Regions from separate parts of the Homo sapiens genome. Here region 1 is linked to region 2. A link is an interaction called in ENCODE POLR2A ChIA-PET data of the cell type or tissue named here. Cell type or tissue: GM12878. All regions are shown on one strand. Each heading gives the region's core, and the rest is flanking DNA. Links, peaks and the distances in the headings are about the cores only. Region 1 has its middle 34 kb from the start of RGL1. Region 2 has its middle 100 kb from the start of COLGALT2.

Region 1 (5,373 bases), core at 321-5,320, 160 kb before region 2:
AAGAAAAAAAAAATTGCCCAACTGCCATGTATTTCTTTAAAATATTTCTTGTTTTACTTTATCAAGACTAAGAGCTTTAACTATGAGCAATGTTAATTAGCCCAATATCTCAAATTTTCTCTCAGGTTTTAAAGAATATTTTACTGTCTAAACTTCCGTCTTCTCTGTATGTGCATGAAGGTAGACACACAGAGAAACAGAAAAAAAAAAAACTACATATGACTTACACAGAACAACAGAAGGACCATGCATGGACTTTCTGTTTTGTCTTAAATTCTCTTTATTTTTAAATAGCCAGTTATTTTATTTTAGGACAAAAATTTACCGTTCCAAGATTCTTTCTCATACAAAATTCTTTTTTACTTTATAACCTTTTTTAAAAAACCGAAAATACATCTTCATATCCATAACTTTCTTCACATCTCTCTCCCCTACTTACCAGTTCTATTCTACCTTATTTCATAAATAACCTTTTCAAGCCCATAATTTGAACTAACCTTTAGATAACTTTTTTTTTTTTTTTTTTTTTTTGGAGACAGGGCCTTTGCTCTGTTGTGCAGTCTGAAGTGCAGTGGTGTGATCACAGCTCACTGCAGCCTTGACCTCCTGGACTCAAGCAATCCTCCCAACTTAGCCTCCCGAGTAGCTGGGACTACAGGCATGTGCCACCACACCTGGCTAATTAGGAAAAAAAAAATTGTAGAGATGAGGTCTTACTATGGTGCCCAGGCTGGTCTCAAACCCATGGGTTCAACTTATCCTCCTGCCTTGGCCTCCCAAAGTGCTGGGATTATAGGCATGAGCCAGCCAGTAACTTCTGAATTAAACAAAATTATTCTTTTTCTCAGCAATTTTATATACGGAATTACATATTACATATTAACTACAATTCTTATTCTTAGTATCCTTAAGTTTTAGTGAAAACCTAGGAAGCAAGAATCCTGAACTGTCATATAAGATATTAGCATTTTATAGATAAGGACCATTCCACAATTTTTGGAAATATGTTTCCCTGTATCATAACCTTTTCTTAATTGGGAATTACCTAGACATCTAATGAACATCAAAAATGATTTTAAGATTTTAAATTACATCATGCCATTTCTATTTCATTCAGTTTTTTCATTTTTAACAGTTTTACCTAGATTACTTATGAGAACTGAGATATTAGACAAAGCTAGTTGTCATTTCCTTGTTAACAATTTTGTAACCTGTGAATAGCAGTAAGGTCCTTAAAGTTAACTACATGGGTATTTTCACCAATACTCAGAAGACTCAGCTATATTCATTAAACCAACAACATTAAATTAGTCTTATTTGGCAAAAATTGCACAAAGATCATTTTGTTTTGGCTGAGTTTATAGCTTTATAATCTTCTGTGCCAAACCCTGACACCTCAAAATATCTACAGAGACAAATACAAAACCCAGACAAAAATGTATGCTGACAATTCCAAAGTCACATCTACTTTTATCTTACCAATAATTTTAAAGCTAGATTGCTTATTAAAGATTTACATAAGTCACATGAACTTGAAACATGCTTGGATAGATTTAATTATGAGCTTTCTTTTATTTATAAGCCAATTTGGTAGACACAACATATAACATAATAAATGTTACACAATACATAAACATGTAAACATGATACACAAACATAAAGCTCCAATAGCTTTTACTTTGGAACTCTGTAGCCATGAGATAGTAATACAAACTCACCAGTTTACAAACACGTTCACGTGGCTACACTTTGTTTACCCTGATAGGTAATCTAATGAAGGCTGAGACCCAAAATTTTGGGTAAGGTCGTTTCCATGGCAGTTTGATTTTTAAAGGCCAAACCTCCTCATACTCCAAAGAACACTGAGGTCAAACAGCACCATAAAACATCATGTATTAACCAGGCCCGACCCAGCTTAGAACAGCAGCATAAAAGTCTGGATACATGAAATTCCATCCCACTTTTTCTTTAAACATCAAAATGAGGCCCATGGAAAGGCCACACTTCTCTAGATTGCAAAGAATATTGGGGCAAAATAGTATTACAAAAGATCAGTTTATAAAATTCTGATTTCCCATGACTTTATTAACACACATATGTAGACAATCATCAAAACACCATCCAACTGCTGCAGCAACAAGCCCCAAGCATGTCCAGACTGAAACAGTCCAGGTGCTTTTCTCTCTCAATTGGTTGGGCTTGTTTAACCTGCAAAAGGAAACTCCTTCAGAATTCCCCTAATTGAGAGGAGCAGATCCTGCTGTCTGTTACCCACGAAAGACATCATCTGTCCAGATGCAGATGACAAATTTCAAAGGCTGTTCTTCCTAGGTGATCAGGAATGAAGTTGGAGCCAGCAGTGATAGTACCAGAGAGACAGAGAGAGAGAGACTGAAACCCATCTCTGGCCAAAAAAGGGGTTAGGCAGCTGCCTAGGAGGGCTTCTGAAACTCCTGGCCCATGCATTCCCAATAAGGGAACCAAAATCTGTTACCAAAACACCAGGGGTTCAGTCTAGGTCATGCTGCTCACCACACAGAAAGCCAATTACTGAAATATTGCCAGGGAAGAAGGCTTTAATTGGGTGCTTCGCTTGAGGGGAGAGGAGACCAGTCTCAAATCCGTCTCCTCAACTAAAATTAGGGGTTTATGTGGCAAGGAAGAAATGTAACCATATGTGGGAAAACAGGAATTAGGGAGGGAAAAGGAGTAGTTGGGCAACAGGAAATAGGAAGTCAGGCGATCATGACGGGTGAGGGGTGTGGCATCTCATTGTCCAGATGTGTTGATCTGGTAAGTTTCAGTTCCTTGATACTTTCTGGGAGGTCTTATGGTTGGTTTCCTGAGAAAGGAACCCAGATCAGACAAACTTTTTCAAATTTTAAGCCTGGAAGCTTCAATTCTATGCTTAGTCAAAAGAAACCATAAAGATCAGTTCTATGAGACAATTGGGCTGGTTTCAGTGTTAGAACCACTCATCTCTACTCCCTCCCTCCCCTGTGGATGAGGTGGTACCATACTGCAGTAAGCATTGTGCTTCTCAGAGGAAGTGTTCCTGAACCCAAGTGGAAGGCTGGGTTATAAACCTTACCTTATCCTGGCTGCTCAGCTGATGGTTATTTGAATGGGAAAAGGCAAAACTTCTCCAAGAGGATAAAATGAGATAGGACTTATTTCTAGAGTGCTTGGTCCTGTAAAAATCTACTGGACATTTGCAGCCAATTTAGCCCTCTCTGTTTGGCTCCGAGGCCTAGAATGAGTCCTGCTTTCACTATACCAGACATGAACATTTCTTTACATTTTAGTGTAGAGAGCTAAGGAAACTCCAGTGGAATTTAGTAAACAAAGAAAAAAAAAAAACAAGAAAAAAAATGACCAGTTTTTTCAGGGCCTGGAAATTATTCATTCTTGGGGCCTTAGGTCTCTAAGAAAAAGTTTGCAAAGCAGTTGTTTTAGCCTATTGTTTCCCAAAATATGTTCACTGTCTCCTTTTTATTCCTTTGAAAACTTGGGAGTCTCCTTTTTATTCCTTTGAAAACTCCGTATGTCAAGAGAAGCTTGACATCAGGCAATAAACAGGTAGGGGATGGGGTAAGAACTTAAACGCTGAAATGTTTCCCATGAAAGGGAATAGAAGCATCTTCTGTTCTTTAAACTCATCCTTCCTTTTGATACGTGAGTGCTGGGAAGGGAAGAGCGTGGTTCCTTTAAATGATATGGAAGCGGGAAGGGAAGTGTTGGATAGCGGAGGACATGGTCCCTGGCTAGGGCTCCACCCCCACGGACCTAGGTGAGGACAGGCACTTGTGCCTTCACTCCTAAATGTTGCGTTTCCCAACACCACCCTGGCCTGCCATGCCCCCATCCTGGGCCTATAAAAACCCGAGACCCTAGCAAGGCAGAGACAGAAGTGGCTGGACGTGGAGCAGAGCAGATAGGCGGAGGAAGACACAAGTGGCTGGACGGTGAGAGGACACGGAGGGGAACACGCCGGCGGAAGAGCATTTTGACAGACACAGGCACTCAAGCAGGCTATTGACCAGCAGGTTTAGGCGGAGTTTGGCCAGGGCAGTCGGAGGAGAGCGCCCGCTGCCCAGCGGCCCAACTCCAGGGATAAACCATCTCCCTTCTGGCTCCCCCATCGGTGGACAGCTGCTTCCACTCAATAAAACTTTGCACTTATTCTCCAAGCCCACGATTCTTCCAAGGCAGGAACCTGGGATACAGAAAGCCGTCTGTTCTTGTGACAAGGTGGAGGGTCTGATTGAGCTGGTTAACACAAGCCGCCTATAGATGGCAAACTAAGAGAGCACCTTGTAACACACGCCCACTGGGGCTTCAGGAACTGTAAACTCTGCTGTGGGGTGCCCAAGTCTGTATGCTCCCCTAGAGGTTTGAGCAGCAGGACACTGAAGAAGCGAGCCACACCTCCGTCACGTCCTGGGAGGGGGACAAGGGAACCTTTCCTATTTCACTTTAAGCGGGCAGAAATGAGAAAGAAATGACATTTTTTAAATTTTTCCTTAGCTAACAAATGTAGGGTGTCTGGGAAAGTTAGTAGTTCTTCCTACAGTAGTAGAAATTGAAAAACCTTCACTGGAAACTCTACTCCCATGTCCTGGCATCTGAGAAAGTTACCTGCTTTACTTGATGGGAAACCTTGGTCTACAGGAAAGTTTGCTGATGAAGAAAATTTCAGAAAGGGGGAGATTTTGGGGTTGGCAGGCTCCTGTGTAGGAAACAGTTAACATTCTTTAAAAAAAATTTCACTCTGGGCCGGGCGCGGTGGCTCACGCCTGTAATCCCAGCACTTTGGGAGGCCGAGGCGGGTGGATCATGAGGTCAGGAGATCGAGACCATCCTGGCTAACAAGGTGAAACCCCGTCTCTACTAAAAATACAAAAAATTAGCCGGGCGCGGTGGCGGGCGCCTGTAGTCCCAGCTACTGGGGAGGCTGAGGCAGGAGAATGGCGTGAACCCGGGAAGCGGAGCTTGCAGTGAGCCGAGATTGTGCCACTGCAGTCCGCAGTCCGGCCTGGGCGACAGAGCAAGACTCCGTCTCAAAAAAAAAAAAAAAAAAAAAAAAAAAAAAAAAATTTCACTCTGATATCTATAATCCCAATGCCTTTGTACATTATATTGTTCTCTCACAACACCTAGCTCTTACTCATCCTTCAGACTCTGGAAATTTTCCCTGATCTCTCTGCAGACCACATTATGTGCCCTTATCATTTTTTTCCTTCCTCCCTCCCTTCTTTCCTTCTTTCTCTCCTTTATTTTTTCCTTTCTTTCTGCATTTCCTTTATGTACACTTATCACATTATATGGCAGTTATTTGTTTTATATTCTTTTCTAGTAGACTATGAGCTTCTA
Region 2 (5,314 bases), core at 1-5,000:
ATACTAGAAAGAACAATTTAATTTTGTCTAGAACTAGCCTTGATCTTATTTTTTAATTTAATTTTATTTTTTGGACAGGGTCTCACTCTGTCACCCAGGCTGGAGTGGCGCAACCTCAGCTCACTGCAGACTCCGCTTCCTGGGCTCAAGCGATTCTCCAACCTCAGCCTCATGAGTAGCTGGGACTACATCCGCAAGCCACCAATGCCCTGCTAATTTTTTCTTTTTCTTTTTTTTTTTTTTTTTTTTTGTATTTTTTATACAGATAGGGTCTTGCCATGATTCCCAGGCTGGTCTCAAACTCCTGAGCTCAAAGCGATCTGCCTGCCTTGGCCTCCCAAAGTGCTGGGATTACAGGCATGAGCCACCACGCCCAGCCAATCTAATTTATTTTTAATTTTTAACATACAGTCACTCACCAACAATTTATTTTCTTCTGATGTGGTTCCTACTTTGATGACACTAGGAGCTACTTTACAGATGTAGTTGTAAGTCAGGTTAAAAAAAGAAACCTAGGAAATGTAAAGTATTTACACAAAACCCAACAGATCAAATAGGAGCCAGGCAAATTTAATTATTTTAGACTCACAATTTGGCAACCATTATTGGGTGTGGTTTCTCAACATCTCTACCCAGAAACCTTTGTGGAAGCAAGTTTCTTACTTAAAATTTCAAGGAATCCAATGTATGTAATGTTTTCTTAAGAGTTTGAAGGCACCTTACAAATCATGTAGTCAGTGGCCTCGTATTATAGATATGAGGCTGAGACACAGAACAGTTAAGTTGCCCAAGTTTTAGGGACAGAGCTCTGGATCATCAAACCCCACTCTGAGCATATCACACTGGGCCAGGCACTGAATGGAGGAGGCTCTCCTGACAGACACTTCCACAGCCTCACGGAACTGGAGAGAATCCCTGGGATCTGTGGGCTCCATCCCCAGCCTTCCAGTCACATGAATTCCCACAAACTATCTCGGTCAGCTGGGCACCTGGTTGGTTCTTTGAAGTGTCTGAGGAACATTCTACTGAGGGTCAGAGCACTGCCACCTACTATCCTGAGCATCATTTCCATCCCACAGATGAGGAAATGGCCAAAAAGATGATTATTGTGAGTTAGCACCCCAGCTGGATTGGAATCCATTTCTGATCTGTAGTCTCGGGTGTTCCCCGGGGGTGCCTGCAGCGGGAGAAACTCCTAGGAGAGGCATCAACTGACAGGAGTTAACAAAGGAGGAGCAGATGGGACTGGGGCTTGAGTGGCGTTCAGGAGAGCCAGTTTTAAGACCACCTGGATCAGCCTCCCTGTAAGCCAGTTATCAGTATCCAAGTGCTTTAACACAGGCTTCTCAGAAGAAATCATTTTTATTCCTACCATTATTTCATACCAAAGCATCATTATGTGCTACAGTTCCAATTTCTTACACAAGAATGAAAAGGGTTACCAATGCAGCAAGTTAAAAAAAAAAAAAAAGAAGAAGAAGACTGAATGATTTAAGCTGTTTCTGAATTGTTCCTGCCATAAAAAAAAAAAAAAAAAATCAAGGCACCAGTTTTGAAATGGGAGAAGCATTCTAAATGAGACTGTTAGCTTGCCCTTTGACATCGATTTCTGATCCTCATTTATTCAGTATCTAACATCCAAGTCTGCAGAAATATGTTATCTGAGAGTTTGCAGTATGACCAGCTGAATAATCAGTATATGAGGTTTCACAGGGGAGACAGACATGGGTTAGAAGTGCCAGCTTTATGTATCAGGCTGTGTGTGTGTGTGGTGAGACAGAGTGCAAGAGTGAGAGATTAAAACATTAAATTTTACTGAGAAAACAAGAAATGAGACACATTATCCCCCAGCAGCTTGGAAGTGGATGCAGTTTGGTGAGATCTGACTGCCTCGGTCTGACTCCCAGGCCACTTACTACCTTAGGCAAGTTGCTTCCCTTAGCTCTTTGCCTTATCTGAAAGATAGAGATTAATGAATAGTTCCTACTTCTTGAGGTTCATGCTGTATTAAACTACACAGCACACGTAGGGAAAGTGCGGTTCACTTTGGTGCATGATACAAGAGTTAGTTGCTGTTATTCCTGGGAAGCTTCTGGCCTAAGGGAAGTCATGTCTTCAAAGAAGCCCTCCAACCTCCTCCCGGGAGGAGCCAAATGGTCCAGACGTGAAACTCTTAGAGGTGGGGCTTCCACGTGTGGAACGGCACCCTGCGAAAAGCTAAGCCTGCTTGCTGCTCTGGGGAGAGACTGACTCACGGAGCTGGAGGGCGTCCAGGGCTCCTGCAGCTTGTTCCACGGCTGGGGTCCAAAAAGGCTCACAGAGACGGGGATGTGGGCCCGGCGCAGCCTCCCTGGCCAGCCTGCAGGCTTTGCAGTGGGCACTCTCGCTGGACGGGCTGTGACAGGAGAGGCTGGCTGATGTCAAGCAGCCCTGGGCCGGAGTGTCCCTCTCAGGGCCTGAGAGATCGGCCACCACACAGAGCTGGCAGCGATTCCCATGAGTCCCCACCTCCTTGGGTGGATTTTTCTCACCAGAAACTCTGCTCCCTGCTCCTGGGTACCCCCTTCTGTGTCTGTCCACAGTCCCTGTGTCTTTCCTACAGGAAGGGGTTCTCGACTCTGGTTCCAGAGGCCCTGTCCAGGGACAATGGAGATGCTTGATTGTGAGTTATTGCTCTTCCCCAAGCATTGGGGGCACTGGACATTTCACTTGTTCCTGTGCAAGCGGTTCAACTCAACACCAACTCAATCTCTCCCATAGTTGCAGACTTAAAAGGATAAAACTCTAAGGACAAGGCTGTCACCACTTCCATTTGAAGCCTCCCTCCTACCACACTATTTTCCCCATTGGTTCCCTCTCCTCTTTCTTGGCCTGTGCACTGGCATCACTGTCTCCAGCGATGGGCTTGCATTAGTCTCTTCTCCCCACTCCTTGCACTTCTCTCCCAGACTGTGCTCTGAGCACCAGGACTTTGCTCCGTGTGTGGTGCGCTAGAAGCTGCCTCTTTCCTCTCCCCTCGGATTCTCAACAGGCTTGCACCACTCTGTCCCTTGCACTCAACTCTGCTCATGGTTTCCTCCCCTGAGCTAGGCCTGAGCAACAATATCATCCCCTTCAAGTCTTCACAATTTATGCTAGCAATTTTTAAAAGCAGTTAAAGCCCTTCAGGCCACACCATCAAAATGCCTGGACAACTGAACTCCTGTCTGGGGGTCTGTTCCAAACTTCTCATTTCCTTTTGGGAGAAGAAACTGTCGCTGATTAATTTCCAAGCATCTAAGAACAGAGAGAGAGAGAGAGCTGCCCACTCCACTTTGAAAATCAAATTCCCCCACTAGTAAGAGCCCAGACATCCACCCAGCCACCCGTGGAATAGGAAACCCCCATCAAAGCCTTGCCAGGTCCATGGGGGCAGAGCTAGTGCTCTGTGGGCCCTAGGATTGCTCAGACATGGTAAGTTTACTAAAGCACCTGTTCCAGAGAAGCCAGGCTGGAGAATTACAGGGACGGGCATAAAAACAAACTCCATAAATTAAAAATAAAGAGAAGGCAATCCTCAGAGACGATTCTTCATTCTTTCCACTCTTTTTGAGGGCAGATGGGAGGATGGATGGCTTTGGATTGGAAGCAACACAGCTGGTGTCACAGAGGCTACTGAACAAAGATCAGCTCACATATTAGCACATCCATGGGTGGAAGCAAAATACTAGGGCATTTCAGTAATTCACAGAGCAGAAAGGAAGCCACTCTTCTGCCCAGCAACAAAGTTTAATGGAGCCATTCCACCACTTACCTTGGAACCCCATTCAGTGTCTGACAATTCTGTCAATGAATTCTTCCTGAAAGCTCACCTAAACTCCTCTTGCTCTGTCCCTGGGATAAGAGGGAGCACCATTTTTCACGTAATCTTTTGTAATATAATGTACTAAAATCTACCATCATTACTTCTCTCTTCTCCAAGCAGGTACAAAAGGACATTGTCCACACTTTGGTTCTTGTCTCAGCTGCCCTACACTGACTTAGGGCCGCGGGCTCACAGGGAAGCCCCTCATATGCCCCTCCTCTCCTGCTGGCCTTCCTCCCTCAGCTGCATTTAATTGAAGGACAGCCGGTTCCCCTGAAATAATAAACATCACCACAAAACATCATGTGGGCGTGACATTTCCAAAGCTGTCTACTCTTAGTTTTCAGAACGTGTCACCCCTTACATGCTATTTTCTTCTCATATAGCCAGCCTCATTTTAACTTTACTTTGTCATTATTTAACTCCTTAGTGAATTAACTTCTGTCAGGGAGATCACTTCTGGATCATTTCTTTCCTCTGTTTAGTTGGCAAGAATGTCTCAAAAGCACGTTATAGAAAGCCTCCTGGGAAGACACATCTTTATTTTATAGTTACTAGCGGGAGGGATTTGCTCCAATCATAAGGGAAAAACCATAAGATTCCCAAATTTGTAGCTGAGTGGGAATATTTCTTGTTTTGGACATCAACATTTTACTGGAAGCCTCTGTATTATCTGTCAAGATGGTAACCAAACTTAGAATTCTCCCAGAAATGCTGGGCTCTGTGCTTATGATGAGACAGCCCTGAGAAGGAGACAGCCCTGAGAGGGAGGCAGCCAACTTGCCTTGCCAGCATGATTGTGTCTCAGTCTTGTTTGTTATCAACCCCAACACATGCCTAACTCTTCTGCCCTACTGAGTTCCCATGAATCCCACTTTGGCCCTTTCATAGTCCTGTCAGGCAATGCCTGGACAGCATCTCCACCCACTGTGCCCAGCCCTCCTCCCTCTTCTGAACTCCAATTCATCCTCCAAAACCCAACCCAAATGTCACCTTCTCAGCAGAGCTGCCCTGACAGTCCTCCTCTGCCCATTTTGTTCATCTCTGAAATAAAACCATCCTGTTTGGCAGCCACCTGCTTTATGTTGCTCCTCCATTGGACTGCGGGCCCCACACAGCAGTAGGGACCTTACCTACTTCTCTGAGCATCTCAGTGCCCAGCACAAAGCCTGCAGCAAGGCAGTGTTCACAGCCTGGTTTTTGAGATTAGGGGTAAGCTTGATCTAAAAATTCAAGCAGTCACTGAGATCAACAAGGATTTTCTTTTTGTTGCTGCTGTTATTTTTCCCCAGGAAAAAGCTCTTTGGCCTTGGACTGGTATCACAGTATCTCAGTATCTTTTGATGAACGGATAGGCTGACCTGTAGCACAAAATGCAAGATGGACACCTCCACTCCCTCCCAGTGGGGGCTCTCTTCCATCTTTCTGTACCTTGGAATCCTTTTCAGCTTACATAACAGTACCCATCAG

Evidence for each region. Peaks named below come from ENCODE experiments on the same cell type or tissue, not always from the same donor. Only the 100,000 strongest peaks of a DNase experiment are listed, where the experiment ranks them.
Region 1: POLR2A ChIA-PET joins it to region 2 with 5 read pairs; 3 of 35 experiments call an interaction of 5 or more read pairs at or near these places.

What each region holds. Positions count from the first base shown.
Region 1 is chr1:183,767,954-183,773,326 of GRCh38, forward strand. It overlaps a transcript of RGL1 not described here. Among named protein-coding and RNA genes, the nearest start is that of RGL1, 34 kb to the right of the region's middle. In GM12878, for the core only: no CTCF peak of the experiment used is centred there; a DNase peak (open chromatin) is centred at 2,748; H3K27ac peaks cover 405 bases.
Region 2 is chr1:183,930,341-183,935,654 of GRCh38, forward strand. It overlaps a transcript of COLGALT2 not described here. Among named protein-coding and RNA genes, the nearest start is that of COLGALT2, 100 kb to the right of the region's middle. In GM12878, for the core only: no CTCF peak of the experiment used is centred there; no DNase peak of the experiment used is centred there.